2 separate regions of the Homo sapiens genome follow, and region 1 is linked to region 2. Evidence: read pairs that join two places in POLR2A ChIA-PET (ENCODE). Cell type or tissue: PC-9. All regions are shown on one strand.

Region 1 (8,000 bases), 310 kb after region 2:
CAGCTGATACAGAGCTTACTATGTGCAGGCTCTGCTCTACTTTATTGTATTAACTCATTTAATTTGCATTTTTCAAAGGAGGGAACTAAGACACAGAGAGGTTAAGTAACTTGTCCAAGGTCACACACAGTAAATGAAAGTCTGAAGATTTGACCTCCCCCAACATCTGGTTGCAGTGCCCTTAACACTATACCACTGACACTTAGTAAATAGTAGTTGCTCAATAAATACTTTTTTCTTTTTCCCTTTTTTTTTTTTGTTTTTTGAGACAGGATCTTGCTCTTGCTGCCCAGGCTGGTGTGCAGTGGCGTGATCAAAGCTCACTGCAGCCTTAAACTCCTAGGCTCAAGCCATCCTCCCTCCTCAGCCTCCCAAGTTGCTGGGACTACAGGCACCACCATGCCCAGCTAATTTTAGTAGAGATGAGGTCTCCCTATGTTACCCAGGCTGGTCTGGAACTTCCGGGCTCAAGAGATCCTCCCACCTCAGCCTCCCAAAGTGCTGCGATCACAGGAATGAACCACTGCCCCTGACCTTTTGTTGTTGTTAAGAAATGGGGTCTTGCTCTGTCACCCAAGCTGGAGTGCAGTGGCATGATCATGGCTCACTGCAGCCTTGAACTGCTGGGCTCAAGTGATCCTTCCCCCTCGGCCTCCTAGTAGCTGGGACTACAGGTGTGTGCTCGGCTAATTAAAAATAAATTTTTTGTTGTTGTTGTTGAGATGGGTGTCTTGCTGTGTTGCCCAGGCTGGTCTGGAACTCCTGGCCTCAAATAAGCCTCCCACCTTGGCCTCCCAAAGCACTAGGATTACAGGCATAAGCCACTGCACCTGGCCCCAATAAATACTTTTGAAGCAATGAATGAAAGCCTCTTCCCTCCTCACCAGCCCTCTGCCCTTCTCTGCTTCACGTCCTTTCCTGCTCAGCCTTCCTCACCAGCTCGCCCATCTCTGCCCCACCTTTCCCAGCACCCCTCCAATCCCCTTCTTCCTCTGGCCTCTGCAGACCACCCACAATGTGGTCGTTTCCTCCCACTTCACGAACCCGAACCTCTCTGTCCCTCCCCTTCTCTCTCCTATCCCACCCTGGTCTCCTCCTGGTCTTCTCCATTCAGTTCACATCATGGATGTCCCCCTGGTCTCTATCCCTTCCCCACGTCTCCAAAAACCATCCAACCCCCTGGCCTGGCTCAGCTTAAAATGCTTTGCATTCCTCCTGGGCGGCAGCAGCTGCGGGGAGCCCAGAGCATGCCGGGACATGGGGCGCTCTCCCCTCTCCTCCTTCCCCCTGCCATGACCGTGGTCACATCTGTGCAGCACCCTGGAGCTTACACTGGCATTGTCTCATTCCAGAGCCACAGCAACTTATTAAAAATCCAGATGAGGCTGGGCACGGTGGCTCACACCTGTAATCCCAGCACTTTGGGAGGCTGAGGCGGGTGGATCGCCTGAGGCCAGGAGTTCGTGACCAACCTGGCCTACATGGCGAAACCCCATCTCTGCTAAAAATACAAAAATTAGCTGAGAGTAGTGCCACGCGCCTGTAATCCTAGCTACTTGGGAGGCTGAGGCAGGAGAATCGCTTGAACCCAGGAGGCGGAGGTTGCAGTGAGCCGAGATTGCGCCATTGCACTCCAGCCTGGGCAACAAGAGCAAAACTCTGTCTCAAAAAACAAAAACAAAAACAAAAAACAAAAAAGAAATCCAGATGAGATATAAACCTTTTTTCCAGATGAGAAAACTGAGGCTCAGAGAGGTTCAGTGACAAGCCCCAGGTCGCACAATGGGAAAGGGCAGGGCTGAGATGTGACTCCAGTCCAGTGTCCCTTCCACAGCGTGCATCCCACTGTCCTCAGCCCAGGCCCTCAGTCCCGTCACCTGGCCTCCTGCCCCATGACCTCCCATCACGGCCCTGGCTCCTGCAGCCACCGCCAAGCGCCTTCCCTAGGCCCAGCTCCGGCTCTGCTCTGTCTGGCCTGGACACCTGCACGCTGCCTCCTCTGACACATGAAATGGGAGCAGCCAGAGAGGAGGTGACCCGCCCAAGGTCACATGGAAAGCTGGAGCCAACCTGGAGTCTGGGCCAGGCACATTCCGGGGTCACCTTCAGCCCCTGTGTCTGTGTGGCAGCTATCTCTCCCTCTCGGGGAGAGCACCCATCTTTTCCAGGGAAAGGGTGAAGCAAGGGTGTGGGGGAAGGGCCCAGCTCCTAAGTGGGATGGGCCCGGCCGGAAGCCGCTGCTGACAGCTCCCCGGTTTCTTGGCAACTGTCACTGCACCTCCTCCCCCTCCCTTATCTCTGCATCGAGGTAACAATAATAATCGCACCATCGTGAGTGCAGTTCTTTGTACTTTTCAAAAGCCTTCTTTATCTGCTCACTCCTGGGACTCTCACCGGAACTGGAATGGAGATAAGGCAGTCACTAGGATCCCCAATTGCCAGCAGGGCAAACTGAGGCTTGGAGAGGTGAAAACACGACCTCAAAGTCAGCCAATAAGGCCGTGAGCAGCAGATCAGGGATAAGAACACAGGCCTTCCACCAGTCCAGGGTGGGAAGATCTCAAGAGAGTTCCATACTCTGCAAAACAGCAGGGTCAGCCCAGGCTCAGTGGTTCATGTCTGTAATCCCAGCACTTTGGTAGGCTGAGGTGGGAGGAACACTTGAAGCCAGGGGTTCGAGACCAGCCTGGGCAGCAAAGTGAGCCCTCATCTTTACAAAAAAATTAAAAACCCAGCCCACTGCAGTGGCTCACACCTATAGTCTCAGGCACTCAGGAGGCTGAGGTGGGAGGATCACTTGAGCCAGAAGTTCCAGGCTACAGTGAGCCATGATGGTACCACTGCATTCCAGCCCTGGCGACAGAGCAAGACCCCATCTATACAATGGAAACAGACCAACAAAACATCAGGGTCAGACTCAGGAATGGTTGGGCAGAGGGGGAGACCAAGCACAGGTGGCCAGATGCCTTCCTAGGGTGATTCTCAACTGTTAACCAGCTGGAGGGGTGGTGAGAGGGTCCTGTCTTTTTCTCTCATCTGCAAAATGAGAGATAATGTACCCACCTCATAGAGTTGCTATAAAGTGCTTGTAATTATTATTACTGGCCACTCTCCTGGAGAGCCCAACCTTTTCAGGGCACCAGAAGTGTGGTGGGGCTGTCCTGGGTGGTGGGCTTGGCCCTTTGGCCCCCCGGAGATAGCTGCCCTGGATGGTGGTCTCCCAGTGGGTCCAGCCCCTGCTGACTCCCTCCAGCCTCAACCTCATACCTCCCCTTTCCTGTCCTGCCCCAGCCGCCTGTCCTGGCTCTGTCCTAACCTCCCCAGGCTGCAGGCAGCTTTCCTAACCAGCCACACTGTTCACAGGCACCCCCCCTCTGCTGGGGGTGCCTTCTCCTGCTTTTCTGCCTAGTGAACCATTGATGCTTTGAAATTCAACTCAACCAGGTGAAACTCTGGTGGCCAGGGCAGGTGGTACAGGACCATCAAGGCAAGAAGGCTGGGACCGGGAGCAGGGGAATGGGGATCTGGACAGGTGACAGTGCCTGGAGCAAGAGCAGGAGGAGCCCACCCTGAGGACAGCCACCCACTGCACACAGGCTGGGAGACCGGACACGGAAAGAGGGAGTGGTCTGGAAGGGCGGGGGAGGGGTTCAGGGAGCCAATGAATACAGGGCAGAGAAGAATTTTTTGGGGGCAGCAGCCTGGAACAGGGGCCTGAGGGGTTCCGGCCAGTCCAGCACTGGTCATCAGAAGTCAGGAGGGGAAGGCCTGGGTCCAGTTCCCTGGGGTCTTCCTGGTTTCCAGGAGATCAACCTGGTTCTACCAAGTTCTACCACCCATGTGGGGTGGAGGATGAGGACAAGGGCACAGACCTCCCAGTGAGAAGAGGGCTGTGGAGGGCAACCCTGAGAGAGGCTCCTTTGGATGAGGGCTGGGGGGCTGCCAGAGCCGGGTCTCCTAGCCCTGGGCATCGGGTCTGAGGGGACTCGAATCTCCTGAAACCAGAACCAAGTGGCTGCCCCAGAACTGCCCCCTCCCGGGGGGGGGGGGGGGCCACAGAAGCCCATTGTTTTCTGAGCTCAACCAGCCGGCACTGCCCTCCCCTTGGCTTGCCCCTGTCCCTGCCAAAGTGCCAGGGAAGGTGGCCGGGGCAGCCAGTTGAGCAGGTTTCCAAAGCTAGGTCTGGAGAGGCTGGCCCCCTCTTCCCCAGCCCACTGGGAGCCTAAGCAGACAGGCACAGGCACGGGAGGCTCCTGTGTCCCCTTTCCCTGGGCACCGTTGACCTCTCCTAGGACTCTAGAGGGAGCGTGGCGATGGGGTAGAGGAGCGGCAGGGGGACTATTTGCCATGCGGGCACTGTGATGTCATTCAATCCTTATGACAACAACCCTGACCTCAGGATGCTATCTTCACCCATTTCAGAGATAAGGAGGCAGAGGCTTAGTGAGGTTTATGATGGGCCAAGGGCCTCAACAGCTACCAAGTGACAGAGCTGGCAGGGTCCCCCTGGGGGTGTGGGTGGGAGACTCAGGCCCCAAGCTGGGCAGAGGGATGGGCAGGAAGGTGGCACATGGGGCCGCCACCCTCGCCCCATGCTGGCTGCATGCCGAGACACCCGGATCCCGGAGCTGGGCCAGGCAGAGGCCTCCTGAACAAATAACAGGTTGGCAGCCTAGAGAGGTGGTCACGGGACCGGTCCCTGCCCAGGGCACAGCATCTGGGAACCAGGCCACCCATTTACCTGCTGTCTATCCAGCATCTGTCTCCCTTGCTCAGGTGGCCTGAGCCCCACTGTGGCCAAAACCTGACCCTTCCCACCCCACCGAGGACTTCAGTGTGGACTGACTCCTCCCCTGCACTGGGGTAAGGAGGAGGAGTGACTCTGAGATGACCCGGCCGCAGGGCCTCTTCCTGCCGGGCAACAACATCATCTGCTTCCCTAGCCTGGCACTTTCCAGTTTACAAACTGCCTTTGCCATCAACCCTCTCAACAGCCTCCTGAGGAACACAGAGCAGTAATGCTAATCTCCATTCTGCCTGGAAGAAAACTGGAGCCTGGATGGAGATGGTGACTTCCAAGCTTCCACCCCGAAGCTCAGCCCCAGCTGCTCTGCCCCCTGCCCACGTCCACGCAGGACACAGCTCCCACTGATGGGCAAGTCTGGGCCAGGGTGACCTTCCCAGCACCCGTCAGCCCATACATGGTATTACAGCCGCCTATGCTTTCTGTCTCTCCTCACTCCCTACATTGACCTCATTGTCCCTCCCCAGCCTCCGCAGCCCAGGGGGTCTCCCTTCTCTGAGCTCCAGGCATTCCTTCGCTCACTCACCCACTCGGTCATCTACCCACTCCCCCATCTGCCCTTCATTCCTCTGCTCAGTCATTCATTCAGAACACATGTCCTGAGGTCTGCTCTGGAGTGGACAATGGTGCTGGGTGCTGGGATCAGAGTGGGGTGAACCAGGCCTCCCCAGTCCCAAAGCAGAGCCCCAAAGATACCTGCCTGGACTGTTCCTGAGGAGCCTCTGGCTTCACTGCCTAGACAGTGAGTCCCCCAGCACTGAGGCCTTGCTTAATCCTTTCCTCCCGCTCTGCACCAGCCCTAGCTGGGGCTGGGGTTGCTGCCTCATAGGCTCCAGGCCAGTCTGGTGAGCAGAAGTCCCTGCCCCTCACAACTCCCCAGGCGGGGTGACCACCCAGGCCAAGGCGAAACCCCCACGGGGATAGACAAGGTCACCATCTCCTAACCAAAGGTGACATGGGGAAGCCCTAGCTCTGCCCCCAGATCACAGTGTGTGCAGGATTAAGTCACCATAACCTCTCCAAGCCTCAGTTTCTCTACTAAAAATTGGGTCTCAGGCCGGCTCTCTCATCCTACAGAGGACGAATGGGAGGATGAGAAACTGGAAACTGAGTTCACCAAGGATTGGTTGGAAGCAGAACCCTGAAGGAGGGCTTTCCCAGTGGAGAGGACCTTAGACTCTTCTAAGTCGCTTCTCTTCTCTGAGCCTCAGTTTCCTCAGCTACAAAATGGGAGAGTAACACCAACTTTGCAGGGTTGTTGTGTGGAATAAATTAGGTATTATATGGACAACCTGACTAGCCTAGAGCTGAGGACACAGTAGGTGCTCAATAAATTACAGGCTCCTGCCTAGAGAGGCAGTGTAGCGTCAGTGTGGGCTCTGGAGCCAGATCCTTGAGTGCGAATCCTAACTCTGCCACATAACAGCTGTGTGACCTTGGACAAGTTACTTAACCACTATGAACCTCAGCTTCCTCATCTATAAAATGGGGATAGCAGTGCTGACCTCTGAGGGTTAAATGAGTTCATTGGTGTAAAGTGCTTAACATTCACCATGAGCATTTCTTGGCCTTCCCTTCTCTTCCTTCCTTTCTTCCTTCCTCTGTAGGTGCCTGAGGACTGAGACAAGACTCCTAGGTGGAAGTTGTGAGAAGGTAGAAACGATGGGACAAACACAGCTGCCCAAGAGTAAAGCAACCTAGGCAGGGCATGGTGGCTCATGCCTATAATCCCAGCACTCTGGGAGGCTGAGGCAGGCGGATCACCTGAGGTCGGGAGTTTGAGACCAGCCTGACCAACGTGGAGAAACCCCATCTCTACTAAAAATACAAAAATTAGCCGGGTGTGGTAGCGCACGCCTGTAATCCCAGCTACCCGGGAGGCTGAGGCAGGAGAATCACTTGAACCCGGGAGATGGAGGTTGCAGTGAGCCGAGATCATGCCATTGCACTCCAGCCTGGGCAACAAGAGCAAAATTCCATCTCAAATAGAAAGAAAGAAAGAGAGAGAAAGGAAGAAGAAGAAGAAGGAGGAGGAGGAGGAGGAGGGAAAAGGAAGGAAGGAAAGAAGGAAGGAAGGAGGGAAGGAAGGAAGGGAGGGAGGGAGGGAGGGAGGGAGGGAGGAAGGGAGGGAGGGAGGGAGGAAGGGAAAGCAACCTGAGCAACCTGCCATGTAAGGTACCGAGCTCTGCATCAAGCAAAGGCAGAGTGAGCTTCTCAGAGGTGCAGCCAGGGAGATCTGAAGGTGTGGGAACGGGAGGAGCGGTGGGGGGTTTGACTGGAGGACCTCAAGGTGCCTCCCACATTTGAAATTCTTTTTTTTCTTTTTTTTTTTTTTTTTTGGTGGTGGTTGGGGGCAGGGTCTCACTTTGTCGCCCAGGGTGGAGTGCAGTGGTGAGATCTCAGCTCATTCCAACTTCTGCCTCCTGGGCTCCAGCAAGCCTCCCACCTCAGCCTCCCAAGTAGCTGGGACCACAGGTGCATGCCACCACATCCGGCTAATTTTTTTTTTTTGTAGAGACAGGGTTTCACCATGTTGCCCAAGCTGGTCTGAACTCCTGGATCCAAGTGATCCACCTGCCTCAGCCTCCCAAAGTGCTGGGATTACAGGAGTGAGCCACTGCATCCAGCCCCACATCTGGAATTCTTTGCCTCTTGATGACTCTAGGATCCCTGTAACTGAGGGCAGAGGCAATGGATGTTAAAATGTGCATATTCTTTGGTCCAGCAACCCCATTTCTAGGCATTTATTCTCCAGAAATATAACACCAATGCATAAAGATATATGAACAAAAAAGTCATGAAGCAGGGTTTGCAACCGCAAACATCTGGACGCCACTTCAATGTCCATTACAAGGAGATTAGTTAAATATATCAAACCATGGAATACTATACAGCAATGACAAAGAAGGTCTTTAGTCTTGATGGAAAAGGGGGTTTGAGGCATATTGTTAAGTGAATAAAGCGGGCTGCACACAACAAAAATCTCATTTGTAAAAATTTAAAATTACATGTCAAAGTTTACATGGCTGGCCGGGAGTGGTGGTTCACGCCTGTAATCCTAGCACTTTGGGAGGCCAAGGCAGGCGGATCTCTTGGAGCCAGGAGTTCAAGACCATCCTGGGCAACATAGCAAAACCCCATCTCTACCAAAAAAAAAAAAAAAAAAAACCACAAAAATTAGCCGGGTATGGTGGTG
Region 2 (8,000 bases):
CCCATGCCAGGCACCGCGCAGATATTTTCCCACATAATCTTCATGATCACCCTGTGCTGGAGGTACTACCATCCCCACTTTACAGAGGAGGAAACCGAGGTTCCAAGAGGTGGTGTCACTTGCCAAGGGTCCCAGAGCTAGTGCGTGGCGGAGCTGGGGACTCAAACCCAGGTTGCTCTGACTCAAAGCCCACAATCTTGCTGCTCCCCAGGCTGGCCCCTGCTCCTGGGAGAGATAAGACCCCATATAAACAACCCTAACATAAACCAGAAAGCCAGGCAGGCCTTCAGGAGGCCCAGATAACAGCTGGGAAGATACACAAAGAGGGGCTCAGACTTCCTGGGGAAATCTCTGTGTGAATAACATAAGAGGAATTCTCCACTGGGAGGAGCAGCCCTGGGGCCCCCAGCAGCCATGTCCTGGAAGAGGGTCTGTTGGGGACCTAGGCCTGACCACAGGAAAGACAATTTCCAGTGCAGTGGCCCATGGGTGCCTTCACAAGTAATCAATATGGAATGAGCACCTACGGTGTGTTGGGCCAGGCACCAGGCTTGTCATGCACTTATTATCTTTCTCCATTCTTTCTGCAGTCCTGTCACACAGGATTGATTGATTGATTGATTGATTGAGATGGAGTCTCGCTCTGTTGCCCAGGCTGGAGTGTAATGGCGCAATCTCGGCTCACTGCAACCTCTGCCTCCCGGGTTCAAGCGATTCTCCTGCCTCAGTCTCCGAAGTAGCTGGAATTAGAGGCACGTGCCACCACACCCGGCTAATTTTTGTATTTTTAGTAGAGACAGGGTTTTACCATGTTGGCCAGGCTGATCTCGAACTCCTGACCTCAAGTGATCCACCCACCTTGGCCTCCCAAAGTGCTGGGATTACAGGCATGAGCCACCGTGCCCACCCTATTTTCATTTTAGAGAAGGAGAAACTGAGGCTGAGAGAGGGAAGAATGCTTCCTCAGGATCTAAGACCGCTTGGAAGGGGCCAGTTGGTGTGATTCCCAGGTCCGAATGAAACAGAGCTGCGTCCCCGGCCACCCTTTGGTCTGGTCTTGTCTCCCTCCTCCTCTGCCTGAAGCTCCCTCACTGCTGCCCCACCTGGCTCATGTCAGGAGCTGGAACAACTTCTGAAGTCAGCATTATATGCCCCTTTTACAGATGAAGAAACAGGGGCTCAGAAAGAAGTGGCAAGGCGGCTTCTCAGTGAGATGGAGTGGGGATGGGGGTGTGGATAAAACCAGGAGACCCCACACCCCACCTGAGCCCGGAGTGCAGCTCCCTCCCTAACGGCTGGGGACAGGTCAGTGCCACCCACCTCTAGCAAATGCTTCCATTCCCACAACCATGGGCACCTTGTGGAGGACTTGGTAGCCCTTAGCCCAGCAGACGCCCAGGCAGCCTGGCTGCACAGTTGCCATGGAAACACCAGTGGGTTCTTTGGGGGCAGGAGAGCAACCAGCCCTTCTCACCTGGCCAGTGCAAGGCGCAGGCTGAGGCACAGGTTGGGGCTGTGCCAGGCCCCCCACATGTGTCACACTCCAGGGCCCCAGGCCTGTGACCAAAATGGCAGTGCCACTGCTGGCATAGGGGATGGGGACACCAGTGTGGTGGCACTGTTTGGCCCTGAGGGGTTGGAAGTTGATCTAACCACCTAGCTGGGGAAAAGGACAAGAAAACCCAGCGATGGAGAGGAGAGGCACAGGAAAGGGGGCAGACAGACAAGGGCCTCTTGTCAGGAAGGACAAGAGGTTCTGATCTAGCACTCTGCTGAGAGAAAGAAACGGGGAGGCCGGGAAGGGAAGTGGGCATGGCCCCCGGAAGAGGACGCACATGGATCCGCCCTCTGCTGGAATTTGTGCATGTTTGGTGAAAACCCCTCACTGGGGCTTTGGAGGGAGGGCAGGTCCCAGGGCTCAGGGGTTGGGGTCATTTCCAAAAACAAGGCTGCTTACACTTTCCCAAAGCACCCACATGGCAGAGGAGAGTCAACCTGTGCCCTGGCAGGACTGAGGACACAGCTAAAAGCTGTGAAAAAAGCTTAAGTCTCATTTCCTTTTGAATCTCAAAAATTCATGCCAATTCTGCATTCTGCTCCAAAATAGTACCTTTTTATTTTATGATGCAAGTACCCTACTCTGATCCCCAGGGCAATCTCACACACTGGTATGAGAAGCTCAAATATAAAAATTAAGCATGAAACCTCAAGAGTGGATAAGCTGACCTTGAGGGCGTAGGTGGAGAAAGGCCCTAGCCTCCCAGAACAACACAGCTGGAACCGGCGGGGGGAGGGTTATGGATCAAAATACACAATAGCCCTGACTGCAGGCCGGATACTCTGCCAGGGGCTCACATCCATTCACTCATTCATTTTCCTCTTACCCTCTTTAAAATCGTGTGCCTACTACGTGTTAGCACTGTTCTCGACAGATATAGCAGGAAACAAAACAGACAAAATCCTTGCCTTTGGGCCAAGTGCAGTGTTCATGCCTGTAACCCCAGCACTTTGGAAGGCTGAGATGGGAGGATCACCTGAGCCTGGGAGTTCGAGACTGCAAAGAGCTGTGATTGTGCCACTGCACTCCAGCTTGGGTAACGGAGTGGCACCCCGTCCCAAAAAACTAAAAATAAAATAAAATAAAATAAAATAAAATAAAATAAGCCTTGCCTTCATGAAACTTATATGCTAGTAGGAGACAGAATAAATAAGACAAATCAAATATGCAGCATGTTAGACTGTGGGAGGGGCTAAGGGGAGCAATGAGGTAGTGAAGGGAGACAGAAAATGGGAGATGGGGGCAATTTTCTTTCTTTTTTTTTTTTTTTTGAGACATAGTTTCACTCCATTGCCCAGGCTGGAGTGCAATGGTGCAATCTCGGCTCACTGCAACCTCCACCACCCGGGTTTCAAGCTATTTTCCTGCCTCAGCCTCCTTGAGTAGCTGGGATTACAGGTATGCACCACCATGCCCGGCTAATTTTTTTGTATTTTTAGTAGAGATGGGTTTTTGCCATGTTGGTCTGGCTGACCTCAAACTCCTGACCTCAAGTGATCCACCTGCCTCAGCCTCCCAAAGTGCTGGGATTACAGGCATGAGCCACTTCACCCGGCCTGTTTTGTTTTTAAAGAGACAAGGTCTCACTCTGTTGCCCAAGCTGGAGTGCGGCCTTGACCATAGCCCATGCAGCCTCGACCATAGCTCATGCAGCCTTGACCTCCTGGGCTCAAGCGATCCTCTTGCCTCAGCCTCCCAAGTAGCTGGGACTACAGATGTGCACCACCACACCCGGGCTCATATAGCTTCTTAACTGGGTGGGCAGAGGAAGCAGGGGGCAGAGGCCCATCCCCAAGGGAGAAACCATCCATCAGTGCGGGACTGACAGGGACACTCCACCCACTCAGCCCAGTGTGCTTCTGTCCAGGGAGACTCCAACGGCTGCCACAGCTGTGGTTTACTGACTTCAGGTCTGACTGCCCTCTCCAGAGCTGCCCTAGAATCCCTTTGTCTGTGGCTGAAGTGTCCCTCAGAGCTGAGGAACAAGTTTGGAGAGGACCAGGAGGGGCTCTCCCCACCCCCGCCCCTTTCCCACATGAAGAGAAACATTTCAGGGTTGAAAAAATGACTCATTCTCCCCAGAGAGGGCTGGAGCTGAGCTGAGTCAGGCAGAAGGAGCCCGCGGGTCACTTAATCGGCCTCCCTGCTCTGGCAGAGATGGCTCTGGGCCCCAGGAAGCCAGGGACAAATGGAGGCGGAGGTGGCAGAGATAAGCAGCTAGTGGAGTGTGCCAGCCTCTCCTTCCCCAACCGAGTGTGTCACTGGGCGTCACCCAGCACTGCTCAAGTTGAACCTGATGCAGAAGAAAAATTCCTCTGGACTTTCCTGAACGAGCTTTATGGCTGACTCACTGCCACCTGGAGCCTGCAAGAAAAGTCACAAATCACGAAAGAAGGAGAAAAACAGTTCTCGTTAAGCCATGTCTTCAATGGAGGTATCAGAGGTCGCCAGGAGGAAAGCACACATGTTTTGTTGTGGGTTTCCTTCTCTAAAGAAACACGTTACACAATAGAGGGGGGTTGAGACTGGTTGCAAAACTGCAAAATCCAATTTTGTGTACTGGATTCAATTTCTTCATTAGCTGACACTAAACACAGAGACGGGGCCCTTGTGACTAGATGAACCATAAACTGGCTCCAGGACCACCAACCTGGTACCTGATGGCTTGTTTCTGCTCCCCACTCTTTCCCTCCATGCATCTTTCTCTGAGCTTCTGCTCAAGGCAGGTGCCAGGACAAGCCAGCGTCTCGAGCGGTTCCCCTTCAGCGGTGAGAAGTAACGTCACAATTAAGGGGCAAGAGGGGCCAGAGGACAGAACAGTGCCAGTTCCTCATCCAGATTGAAATTTGCTTCCAGCTGCCTGTCCCCACACCAGAAAGGGCACTCCCTGCTCCCCATGCAGGCTTCTCATCCTCTTTTGCTGGCCTCCTCCCTCCTCGCTGTCCCTGGTCTTTTTCAGCCACAAGCAAAACACACTCAGCCTTGAAGTCAGATGCTCTACAGAAGCCTGCAAAAACAGAGTCAGGAGTTGTGTGGCCTTGGCCGAGTCACCTCACCTCACCAAGCCTCAGCCTCCTCACCTATTAAATGGGGACACAATAGGACCCACTTCCTTGGAGCTGACTGAGGTATGAATTGAGTCAATGCATTCATTGCTCAGCACACAGCTTAGCTCAAAGTTAATGCTCAATAAATTGTGGTTCCCACCTCCTGCTCCACGGAGCAGACATGAAACAGGTACGAGAAGCAACGAGAAGGGGCGGCAGCAGAGCATCAACACACAGGGAGTCCTGCCTACTGTCCCGACGCCACCCAGAGGCTCAAGGGGTGCCCCGGCTGCTCTCCGAAGCTGCCGGTGGCACTTTCGCCAGCCACCTTGTTTCCAAACTTGCTGCCAGCTTCCCCTAGCGCAGTGATTTCCACAACGGAGCTCCCGGCTGTGGGAAGGGGGCTTTCTTTGACTTGTCCTAAAATGGCCTCACCTGGACCCAGTGGGGTGTGGGGACCAGGGGGCTGGGCCTGGACCTATGAGCATGTTTCCTGCCTCCTCTCAGCCCCCATCCTTCTGCCGCCCCACGTTCTCAGCCAACAATAGCTGCTTCCCAGACTCAGCTGCCACACAGCACGAGCTCCCTGAGCAAAAATACCCATGCGGGGGAGGGTGGGGAGGTACAGGAGGGGCCACAAATGGGGAGGGCTGGGAGAAGGGGTGGCAGGATCAAGCTTGTCTCTTGAGTGCCTACTGTGTGTCAAGCTGAGAAGGGTGAAGCCCCTGGGGGTTAGAGAAACCTGGGAGACCGTGGGGTGTGTGTGTCGGGGGTGCTGGTCTCTAAGACAGCAGAGCCTCCAGTCCCCAGAGAGGGATCAGACCCAGGTCCAGGGTCTAAGGGTGAAGAAGGGGTCCAGGGAGAAGAAGGTGCCTAAGCAGGAAGCAGGTCCTAGAACCTAGTGAGAAAAAAGGGGGGCCTGAACCCCAAAGAGAGATCCAAATCTTAAGGAAAATAGGGGCTCAGGTTCGAGGAGATGAGGTTCATAATAGGGGGGTTATATTTCTGGTTTCAGGAGGGGGATGGTTTGGAGCAGCGTAGGGAGGTGGGGCGAGGCCTGCAGAGCTAAGAATCCATTTAACTGAGCAGCATCTCAGAGGTCTTAGGTGCCAACTGGGGTGACATCAGGGAAGAAAACAGAAATCCTAAGACAGCAGCCAGCAGCCTGCAGTTACGGAGCCTGGATGGGGAAGCAGCTCCCCGCTGCTGGGGAGACCCCACTGAGCACAGAGAGGGTCTCCCCAGCCTTTGGCCCCTGCGTCTCCTTTCTCTTCATGACAGGGCATCAGCTCGGGTCCCTGGAAACACCCCCGCTCCCCAGCAAGGGGCTGTGTTTGCACAGTGGCTCTGGCCCCTAAACCCCACCTCTGTGGACTCCGTCAAAGCCTGGGGAGGGCAGGGTCCTGAGGGCCCTGGTCTCGCTGGGGTCGCATAGGTCACATGGAAAGAATTTGGAGGTCACAGCACTGCCCTCCCTGTAGATGCTTCAAAGCACCCCACTCCCTTGAAGCTGCCAGACTCTGCAGGCAGCAGGGCATGGGGAGGGACGAAGCCACCAGGAGACTGGGAAGAGGGACTCTGCCAGAGCAGCTGCCAGGAATCTGGGGCCTGGAGTCCATGTTTGGCTGGAAGGCCCTGGGATGGGAGGCTCCAGCTTAGCGTCTGGCTCTAACGCTTGGACTGTGTGACTCCGGTGGCTCATGCAACCTTTCTGGGCTCTGTTTTCTCATTTGTCAAAGCGACGGGCTGATCCCCTGCCCCACTCCAATCAATCACCAGGCCCTGCCCACTCTACTCAGTTTCTCTGTCTGCCTCTCCCTCACCACTACCACTGGCCTGGGCAAAGCCACCACCATTTTCTGATGCCACTCTTGCCCTCCCCACTCAAGTCAAGTTGGATCATCTTAGCTCCCTGCTGACACCCCTTCGAGAACCGGGAGACCTCCACCCTGCTTGTTACACATTTTTGCCTTTTCTTACTTTGAGGGCACAAATGGAGTCTTTTGGTATAGAGGAAAATAAAGCCTCACCTGGTCTGCACGGCCCTGCGGGACCCAGCCCTGACCACCCTTCAGCTTCACCCTTCCTCTCTACTCCAGCTACACAGCTGGGGTCCCCAGCCCCCCGGGCCTCAGACCAGTACCAGTCCATGGCCTGTTAGGAACCGGGCCGCACAGCAGGAGGTGAGCTGTGGGTGGACATTACCGCCTGAGCTCTGCCTTCGGTCAGATCAGCGGTGGCATTAGATTCTCGTAGGAGCGCGAACCCTATTGTGAACTGCACGTGCGAGGGATCTAGGCTGTGCATTCCTATGAGAATCTATGAGAATCTAACTAAGGTGATGAATCTAACTAACATGAACTGAGGTGGAACAGTTTCATGTACCTCAGATCATCGGGCTTAGTTAGATTCTCATAAGGGAAACCATTCTTCACACCCTGTCCATGGAAAAATTGTCTTCCACGAAGCCTGGCACCAAAAAGGTTGGAGATTGCTGCTATAGGTCACTCACCCCAGGACCTTTGCACATGCTGTTCTCACAGCCTAGACTCTTTTTCTCTCCATTTATTTGCCTGGTTAACACTTAACACATCTTTCAGATCTCTTCTCAAATCCTTCTTCCTCAGGGATGTCTTCCCTGCTCCTGCTCTCTGCCAGGGATGGCTCCTCTGACATAAACTCCCATAGCAACCTGCTTATAGTTAGAGATCTGTGCAACTGTCCAAGACCATGCCTGCTTGCTAACCATTCTAGACCTTGTGCCTGGCACATAGTGGGTCCTCAGTAAATGGTAGATATTGCCACCACTGATCATCCCACATTTACCTATGCTGATATTTGGCAGATGTCCCCAAGAATCTGTGTGTAGGCCAGGTGCAGTGGCTCACGCCTGTAATCCCAGCACTTTGGGAGGCCGAGGTGGGTGGATCACCTGAGGTCAGGAGTTCCAGACCAGCCTGGCCAACATGGTGAAACCATGTCTCTACTAAGAATACAAAAAATTAGCCAGGCATGGTGGCGGGCGCCTGTGATCCCAGCTACTCAGGAGGTTGAGGCAGAAGAATCGCTTGAACCTGGGAGATGGAGGTTGCAGTGAGTTGAGGTCACTCCACTGTACTCCAGCCTGAGCAACAAGAGCGAACCTCCATCTCGAAAAAAAAAAAAAAAAAAAAAAGAATCTCTGTGTGGAAGTCTGCAAAAGCAACCACGTTGGGTATTAGGAGGAACACAGGCCTCGGCTGCTGAGGGTCTGCTTTCTAATCCCAGCTCTGCCACCACAAGCTTTGGGCAAGGTACCGCCTCTCTGAGCCTCAGTTTCCTTATCCAATTGATCTAAAGGTGGAATGGACATGCTGGCTGTTCATCATGACTGCTGCGAATCTCTCTCTAGACTC

What was found. ChIA-PET counts read pairs that join two places held together with the same protein. Peaks named below come from ENCODE experiments on the same cell type or tissue, not always from the same donor. Only the 100,000 strongest peaks of a DNase experiment are listed, where the experiment ranks them.
Region 1: POLR2A ChIA-PET joins it to region 2 with 26 read pairs; 3 of 35 experiments call an interaction of 5 or more read pairs at or near these places.

What each region holds. Positions count from the first base shown.
Region 1 is chr1:21,630,021-21,638,020 of GRCh38, forward strand. The region is part of intron 2 of RAP1GAP (RAP1 GTPase activating protein); the gene reads right to left. Among named protein-coding and RNA genes, the nearest start is that of RAP1GAP, 35 kb to the right of the region's middle. RefSeq lists enhancers at 1,752-2,720, 3,825-4,573, 4,574-5,322. In PC-9, no CTCF peak of the experiment used is centred here; DNase peaks (open chromatin) are centred at 4,241 and 4,751; H3K27ac peaks cover 5,898 bases.
Region 2 is chr1:21,321,007-21,329,006 of GRCh38, forward strand. It overlaps a transcript of ECE1 not described here. Among named protein-coding and RNA genes, the nearest start is that of ECE1-AS1, 32 kb to the left of the region's middle. RefSeq lists enhancers at 978-1,797, 2,711-3,271, 6,634-7,192. In PC-9, no CTCF peak of the experiment used is centred here; a DNase peak (open chromatin) is centred at 3,735; H3K4me3 peaks cover 548 bases; H3K27ac peaks cover 6,239 bases.